Regions from separate parts of the Homo sapiens genome. Here all the other regions are linked to region 1. Evidence: chromatin contacts called from ENCODE Hi-C or POLR2A ChIA-PET data. All regions are on one chromosome and are shown on one strand. The core of a region is the stretch at or near the end of the contact, and the rest is flanking DNA. Distances in the headings are between cores, read along the strand shown. Region 1 has its middle 140 kb from the start of NECTIN1-AS1. Region 2 has its middle 110 kb from the start of THY1. Region 3 has its middle 87 kb from the start of THY1.

Region 1 (2,700 bases), core at 51-2,550:
GTTGCCTAGAGGGATGAGGTTGTGGGAGAAATGGAGAGTGATTGTTAATGAGTACTGTGTTTCTTTTAGGGGTGATAAATATGTTCTAAAATTGATGCAGTGATGGGTGCACAACTCTGTAAATATACTAAAAACCACTGAATTGCACACTTTATTTTTTTTTATATATAGAGATGGGGTTTCACTGTATTCCCCAGGCTGATCTTGAACTTCTGGACTCAAGCAATCCTCCCACTTCCACCTCCCAAAGTGCTGGGATTACAGGCATGAGCCATATGCCTGGCCAAATTGCACACTTTAAATGGGAATTATATGGTAGGTGAGTTATATCTAAAAAAAACTGTTTTTTAAAAAAGGGGGAGAGAGAGCAAAAGAGATGGCCCATATATATGATGCCACGGGACACTATGAATTCCTATGACCTAGTATCTCAATAGACTCCCCCCAACTCCGTCCTCAAGCTCTGTTGAAATCTTACAAAAAATTCAGCAGGGCAGCTGTCCTTGCCTGGGTTCCCCCACATAAAGAGCCTTTGGTTCAAGTAGCTTATTTTGGAAAGAGATTCTAGGGAAAAGCAATGGTTCCCTAGAATCCCAAGGGGGATTGGGAAGCATAAAACAGGGAAGCAGAAAGGCCAAGCTAAGTTTTCTTAACTGAGCTGGTCATCACTGTGGGTCACTGAGGCTCCATCCTGCTAGGGAACCTCTGAAGAACCATGCAAAATGCACCTGAGACAAGGAAGAGGCGGGCATGGCCTTGGTGTCAGAGAAACCCTGGGCGGATGGCAAGAGAGTGAGGTGTCTGGCCACATCTGCCATGGCGACTGGGGGAGCTATAGAAGGGAAGTGGTAGCTGAGCCCTGAGATTGAGGAGGGTGGTCTGATGCAGTGGTCTAAGCAAAGAGCTCTCCCTGCTGCATAATCCTCCAGACTTGACTCAGAGAGCCTCAACATCATTGCCAAAAATCAAACCCATCCTCGAATAACAAATACTTTCTGCCTTGATGAATTCTCAAGGGTATGTGCTCTAGGCCACTAAATGGACCAGATGTGATTTTTTTTTTTTTTTAAATAAGAGTCATTCTGAGAGAAGTCTGGCACATGGGCAATGATCAAGCTGCAGGATGCTGTTTTGGGTCAACAATGAGGAGTGATTGTAAAGCCAGGCGTCTGGTTATTGTAAACTGACTCTGATGGTCGTGCCCGAAGGGAATTAAAGAGACATGCTGAGTCATACTTGTGCTGGCTCACAAGCGGAGATTTTTCACAGGACAGCAGTCATGCAAATGTAGAGGACGATAATGAGGCAGAGTGGCCTCCAACCCATGTGGGAGAAAAGAGCGAATGCTCAAGCCTCCCCCATCCAGTCCCTGCTTGGGTGCATCCAGGGTTCCCCCAATGCTTCCTAGTGTCTTAGAGGAAACTTAGAGGTTGGCTCAGCCCCCTCACTGGGATGCCTAGCACAGACGATTTCTGGAAAATGGAGCCCCGTCTCCTCTTCATGCAACAGCCACAGGGGCCAGCAGTGGTATGCACTGAGTGACGTTATCCAGGGTGGCTGCCCACCCCCCACCCCCAATGCCATGATTGGTGGGAGGGAAAAGCTCCCCTTGTGAGTCAAGATGTCCCTGAAACTCAGGCCAGAGTCCATAGACAGAAGGTGCCTGGCCTAGGCCCCAGCTGATGCCACCACCTTATTGTGGAGCCCTTTCAGAAAAGGGAAATTCCCCAGCAAAATGCTCAGATCAGCAGAACCCTGGGGACCCACTAGGCCTAAGGCCAAAGAGCCAAAGCTGTCATCAGTGGCTCATTCTGCTCAGCTACCAGCCACTTCCTGGGTGCAAGCTGGCCCCAGCAGTACTAGGTCCCCCTTTACTTGCAAAACCTAGAATCAGCTTCTTCCCACCTAATTTTCAAAACCCCAAGGGGTGGGGAACAGGTGCTTAATCTCCTAAATTCTCAAAAATGCCGAGTGCGGTGGCTCACACCTATAATCCCAACACTTTGGAAGCCTGAGGCGAGTGGATCACCTGAGGTCAGGAGTTCAAGACCAGCCTGGCCAATATGGTGAAACCTCATCTCTATACGAAAAATACAAAAATTAGCCGGGCGTGGTGGCACACGCCTGTAGTCCCAGCTACTCAGGAGGCTGAGGCAAGAGGATCACTTGAACCCAGGAGGTGGAGGTTGCAGTGAGCCAAGATTGTGCATTGAACTCCAGCCCGGGCGATAGAGTGAGACTCTGTCTCAAACACACACACACACACACACACACACACACACACACACACACACACACAAAATCTCAAAAATCAAGAGTCTGGTTCACTTCTTTTCTGGACATTTAGGCTAGTCCATCCCTCTGGAAAGGCCCCACCACAATGCTCATGGCTTTTACTTTAAGAGCACTTTCTATGTGTTAAGTGCCTCACATGGAGTTTCATTGAGTCCTTTGAGTGGCCCAATGAGGTGAGTACTTTCCATTTTACTGATGAGGAAACAGCTTCCAAGAGGTTAGGAAACTTGCCTGAGCTCACACAATTAGTAAGTTGAGATGCTTGCTAATACCCTGTACATAGATAGCACTTCATGTTTTTCCAACATCTTTCATTGCCTTAGGTCATTGTCTTAGTCCATTTTGTGCTGCTGTACCAGAACACCTGAGACTGGGTACTTTATAATGAGCAGAAATTTATTGGCT
Region 2 (2,700 bases), core at 144-2,643, 34 kb after region 1:
GGTCCTTTTCAAATCCATGGTTCAGACGCAGCCTTTCCCATGACTGGGAGTGGGGACAACAGGCTGCTCGCCGGGCTCCGTGGCTGGCAGAGGAACTTGGTGGTAAGGCTTAATTATGATTCACAGAGCTGCATTCTGGAGAGGGTTTAGAGCCACTTAATTAGTGTAGGAATATACAGTCGTAATTATCCTGAAATATGGCCTAATTAACCTATGGAAAAGCCAGGACCACTGCTCGGGGATGCCAGAGACATTAGCAGCCTATTAATATACCCAGTCTGGGCCAGGCGCGGTGGCTCACGCCTGTCATCCCAACACTTTCGGAGGTCGAAGTGGGCAGATCACGAGGTCAGGATTTCGAGACCAGCGTGGCCAACATAGCGAAACCCCGTCTCTACCAAAAATACAAAAATTAGCAGGGTGTGGTGGTGTGCGCCTGTAGTCCCAGCTACTCAGGAGGCTGAGGCAGGAGAATTGTTTGAACCCGGGAGGCAGAGGTTGCAGTGAGCCAAGACCATGCCATTGCACTCCAGCCTGGGTGACAGAACAAGACTCTGTCTAAAAAAGAAAAAAAAAAAAAATATATATATATATATAGCTATGCAGTCTGCTATCTGGCACAGCCTTTGGGGGACTCAGGACTGGGGCAGACAGAGGAGAAAGGGTTTGTCTGGGAAGATGAAATGTTTAAGAGGAAAGTGTGACGTGGGCAGGGAAAGGAGAGGGGAGTGATATTTATTGAGGACTCATAAGGGCCAAGCAATGTTTTAGTCCATCTCTTACTTAATCTTCAAAACAGTCCTTTAAGATTGATATTAAAGTTCAGGGAGGTTCATTAACTAACCCAAGGTTACACGGCCAGGAAACATTCACACTGGAATTCCCCTCTAGGCTGTGGCTGCAAAGGCCATGCTTTTTTCTCTCTTCCACACTGCCTTGGGCAGGCACAACAGGCGAGGGAAATGGACTAAACAGAGGAGAGCCCCTTTCAACCCTAAGGAGGAGGCTCTTCTGCCGTTTTAGAAAAGTGGAGTCATTCAAGCGGTTCAAGCTGTCAGTTGTGTTGTGCAGGCTGGACATTGCACAAACCCTAGGAGTCCCATTCACACAAGCTACAGGGAGAATAATGTCCCCTAGAGGGCACAGTGTATGGCCTGCACGGCCATTCACAGCAGCCCTGGGAGACTGCCCTACATGACCCTTTAACTTTCCTTCCTACCCAAGAGACCACTTCCAACTCTGGCTCTGAGCCCAGATATTGGCCCAAAGCTAGAGAAGCTACCTCTGGGATAATCCTTCATGAAGCAGAATTTGGACCCAGTCCTCTCCTGGGGAGACTCCAGCACCCAGGGACACTCAGACGCCAGGACACAAGTTCAAAGCCCTCCAGGGGGAGCCCGAGAGCCGGGCGTGCGCCGCAGAGCCTGTCTGGCCAGCAGGTTGAGGAATATTCCAACAACGTCCTCATTCTTCCCTGATCAAAGGAGCCAGGATTGAACCTGCTGTAATCATCCGTCGGGGAGTTTGCTTAAAATTCCCCTAATTATGGGAGAGCAGAAAATTGCTACGCCTCAGACTGAATAGAGAAATCGAAGGCGCCCTGCTCCCAGCTGCCTGGGGGGGGAGACACGCCAGCATGGGAACAGAAGGCGGTGGGGGGAGGCGAGGGGCAACTGAGGATGGGCGGTGGGAGAAGAACGGTGTGCTGGTCCATGCCAGGGAGCGGGAGAGGAAGGGAAGGAGCCAGCTGCACTGGGGCTGTGGTGACTGGCTCAGGTGAGGCACACTGCCTCCCCTCCAGACAGAAGGGTGCAGGGGTGAGGAGAGCAGGCCTGTGGGGAAGAAACAGCCAGCAATGCCCCCTCCCATGGCTGGAGCTGGCTTTCTGGAGAGGCTGGGGACCCCCAACTCTGGCTTAGTTTGGACTGCGGGCTCTGGAGCATCCTCCCTGCCAGGGGTGGGGAAGGGAAAGGGCTGGAGGAAAGGTCAGGGAACAGGCCGGCAGGGCAGGGCTCATCCAGGCACCCTGCTGTGGGCTCAGCCCTGTTCCAGGCACACTGAGCGGTCTAGAAGAAGGAGAAGAGGACCAGATCTCTGCCCTCAGAGGGTCTCCTTCTGAAAGGGGAGACCGGGTGAGCATCTTAACCTAAAGTAAGATTCAAAGGCACCGTACACACCAGTGCCTGGCCCTCACAGTTTCCTGAGCTGTAGGAAGCGGATGGGAGTGCACTGAACTGCATGGATCAGAAGGGGAGGCTTGCTGGGCAGGCAAGTGCCAAGCAGAAGGAAGGGGCAAAGGAGGAAGGGACCGGAGAAGGGAGGGAGAATTCGAAGGAGCCATGCAAAATAGAAGGAGATTATGGCGGCCACGTTTTGGATAAGGGGGCCAAGGCCCAGGGAGGTGGGGTTACTTGCCCAAACTCACACAGCCCATCAGTGGCTGAACTGGGGCTCAAACTCAGGTCTCAGACTCCTAGTCTGGTGCATTACACAGCCATGGAGGCAGGGGGTGGGAGTGGGGGTCTGGCCAGAAGGTGGGATGCTGGAAAGAGTGTGGGGACTTGGGCTTAAAGATCCTGCTGCATCAGCAGTCCGTTTACTGACAAGTTGACATTGATTCTACAGGAGAAGCAGTGCTCTAAAGGGTCTCTCCTTTGCTAGACCTGCCCCATTCATGAGCTCTCCGGGGTCCCCACCCCA
Region 3 (2,700 bases), core at 155-2,654, 58 kb after region 1:
CACCTCCCTGACCAACTCCTTCATGCTCTGCGATGCTAACTGGCTGTGGGTCACCTATTCTTGGAGCATTTCTATCCTAAACAGGGTCCTTTAGACACAGGGCTGCCTTGAAAGGAAAGCCCGTCCCTGATGCATCTCAGACTCACATGCACCCATAGGAGGGCATTTGAGAACGGGCAGGGGGCCATCCTTTATTAGCCCCTCAGCATCAGCCAGATGCCAGTCTTGCCTTGGGGTTGGGGCCATCACACACACGAGCAAGCAGTGGTCCGGGTAGCTGTCGGGGGGTACTCAGAGACAAAACACCGAATATCCAAAACTCAAAGTGGCTCCGATCTTATGGAGCTCTGGAAACCTGCAGGTAGGGCAGAATTCAGGGCTGGTGTTGTCTGGAAGCCTGGCCCTGTTTCCCTGTGACGTGTGTGTGTGTGTGTGCATGTGTGTGTGTGCATGTGTGTGTGTGTGTGTATGTACGCTATCTATGACTAGATCAGAGATGGCTGGGGCAGTTAAGGGCCTTAGACTCACCCACAACAACATTCCGAGAAAACTAGATTAGAGCAACCTTCAAAAACTCTTTCAAAAGCGTAAAGATGTCTTCCTCCATCCCACCCCCAAAAATACCTGCTTGCATCTTATTGGCCCACTCTTGACCAATCGTTGGTAAGGAGAGAGGATTACTTTAGACCAAGCAGGTGGTTCAGGAGCTGGGATAAGACCAACTCCTTCCCTGAGACACACACCCTGAGGAGGGGTGCCAGAACAACAATAGGGTCTGTCAGGAAGGAGGAAATTCAGACTGGACACTGGGCTAAACAACATCCACCGTAGTAACAGTGGAGAAAGTGTGTAGAGATTGCTGAAATCAATATATGTTTTAATCATCAGCCATGTGTGCTTCAACCTTCCCCACTTGAGCTGGGTCAATTTCTTTTCACCCAATTCCAAGAGCCAGGCCTTTGCCCATTCGTCAAAGAGTAGAGAATCAGACCAATGGCCCAGATCACAGACTGGGTGGCAAGACTGGTCCAAATTAAGCTCAAAGAGCTGTCCAGAGGCCTCAAATCTTTCCTGGGATATCTGTAAGTAAAAGGACTGCTTGTCCAAGCCCCCTGATCATCACCACCCTCTCTGCCATTTATTCATTCATTCATTCGACATGTTATTCTGACTGTCTACCTTGTTCCAGGCATAGCTGAGTGCTGGAGGGTCACTGGTGAAAAAATAGACACATTTTCTGTTCTGTGGACTTTCCATCCTTGTAATGGACTTTATCATGTTTGTAGTCATTGGCTTGGCTGCCAGCATCCTTGCTACGTTCAGGAGTTTCCAGTCTTATGAGTCACACCTTCTGAAAGCAGAAAGCAGAAACTGGGTTACCCAGCCTCCATTGCAGCTGGAGCACAGCAGATGTCTCTGACTCCACCCATTGGCTTCACTCCCCAGAGACTCCTCTCTAGAAGGGAGGAGTTTGGGGAAGGAGACCATACCCAGAACCCATCATGCTGACAAGGGTGGTAAGAATGTGTCCAGCTTTGGGGGTTAGAAACGGTAGCAAGATTAAGTTCCTGGCCTGGAAGTGCAGTCAGTGGGGAGTGACAGTGGCAGCTGAAGCTGGTGAGGCAGCAGCAGCTGTGGTTTCCCCATCCATCTAGTTCTGTATGTCGTGGGCATCGTGCCTGGAAGCGTAGTCTTAAGTCTGGTTCTCCAGCCCTCCCTAACACTATTGATTACATGAGACACCCCATATTCTTCTAATAAATTCCTTTTCTGCTTAGCTGGTCTGAATCGGCTTCTATTGCCTAAAGCTATGAACCCTAGATGTCTCATTTCTTTTGGGCTTCTATAACAAAATACCATAGACTGGGTGGCTTATAAACAACAAAAATTTATTTCTCACAGTCCTGGACGCTGGGAAGGCCAAGACTGGGGCACAGCAGATTCAGTCTCTGGTGAGAGCCCTCTTTCATGTCCACAGACAGCACCTTCTAGCTGTGTCCTCACATTTTAGCAGGGGCAGAGCTCTCTGAGGACTCTTTCAAAAGGCACTAATGCCAATCACAAGGGCTCCACCCTCATGACCTAATCACCCTTCAAATACCATCATTTCCAAATACCATCACTTTGGGGGCCAAGATTTCAACGTAAGAATCTTGAGGGGAAACATTCAGACCATAGCACTGACTGCTGCAGAAGTGTGCCCCACCCTTGATGAGAATGACTCATTCTGAAGACTCACCCTGGGTGGCCCCTTGCCTGAATTCCCTCAAGCCCAGGCATTTTGCTCATTCCTCTTCCCCCCCACCCCCACCCCTTTTGGAGATATGGGGTCTCGCTCTATCACCCAGGCTGGAGTGCCATGGTGCGATCATAGCTCACTGCAGCCTCAAACTCCTGGGCTCAAGCATTCCTACCACCTCAGCCTCCCGAGTACCTGGGGCTAGAGGCACACGACACCACATCTGGCTTTTTGTGTGTGTAGAGACAGGGTCTCACTATGTTGCCCAGGCTGGTCTTGAACTCGAGCAATCCTCCATCATTAGCCTCTGAAAATGCCAGAATTACAGGCATGAGCCATCATGCCCAGCCTCATGCCTCGATCATGGCAGTGTGAACAGAGGCATAAACCTCTGTGTGAGTCTCCACCATCCCTCCACACTCCACACACACACACACACACACACACACACACACACACAC

Evidence for each region. Hi-C counts contacts between places; a loop is a spot of excess contacts on that map. ChIA-PET counts read pairs that join two places held with the same protein, here RNA polymerase II (POLR2A). Pooled maps may share reads with other maps.
Region 2: a map of CD14-positive monocyte shows a loop between it and region 1 (6-fold over the local background). The contact joins two enhancer-like sites. A Hi-C loop is called at or near these places in 2 of 168 maps with a recorded cell type or tissue (both CD14-positive monocyte), 4 of 37 single-sample maps with no recorded cell type and 4 of 50 pooled maps. POLR2A ChIA-PET finds 5 or more read pairs at or near these places in 4 of 52 experiments (GM12878, Panc1, activated B cell and 1 more).
Region 3: a map with no recorded cell type shows a loop between it and region 1 (4-fold over the local background). The contact joins two enhancer-like sites. A Hi-C loop is called at or near these places in 2 of 37 single-sample maps with no recorded cell type and 3 of 50 pooled maps. POLR2A ChIA-PET finds 5 or more read pairs at or near these places in 5 of 52 experiments (OCI-LY7, Panc1, activated B cell and 2 more).

Annotation. Positions count from the first base shown.
Region 1 is chr11:119,566,884-119,569,583 of GRCh38, reverse strand. No RefSeq gene overlaps it. Among named protein-coding and RNA genes, the nearest start is that of NECTIN1-AS1, 140 kb to the left of the region's middle. RefSeq lists an enhancer at 1,416-1,565. Within about 2 kb of position 1,300, at least 2 of the 41 ENCODE cell types and tissues checked have a DNase peak (open chromatin) inside an H3K27ac peak, as active enhancers do.
Region 2 is chr11:119,532,709-119,535,408 of GRCh38, reverse strand. No RefSeq gene overlaps it. Among named protein-coding and RNA genes, the nearest start is that of THY1, 110 kb to the right of the region's middle. RefSeq lists an enhancer at 1,223-1,752. Within about 2 kb of position 1,393, at least 4 of the 41 ENCODE cell types and tissues checked have a DNase peak (open chromatin) inside an H3K27ac peak, as active enhancers do.
Region 3 is chr11:119,508,960-119,511,659 of GRCh38, reverse strand. No RefSeq gene overlaps it. Among named protein-coding and RNA genes, the nearest start is that of THY1, 87 kb to the right of the region's middle. RefSeq lists silencers at 303-492, 1,156-1,245. Within about 2 kb of position 1,404, at least 2 of the 41 ENCODE cell types and tissues checked have a DNase peak (open chromatin) inside an H3K27ac peak, as active enhancers do.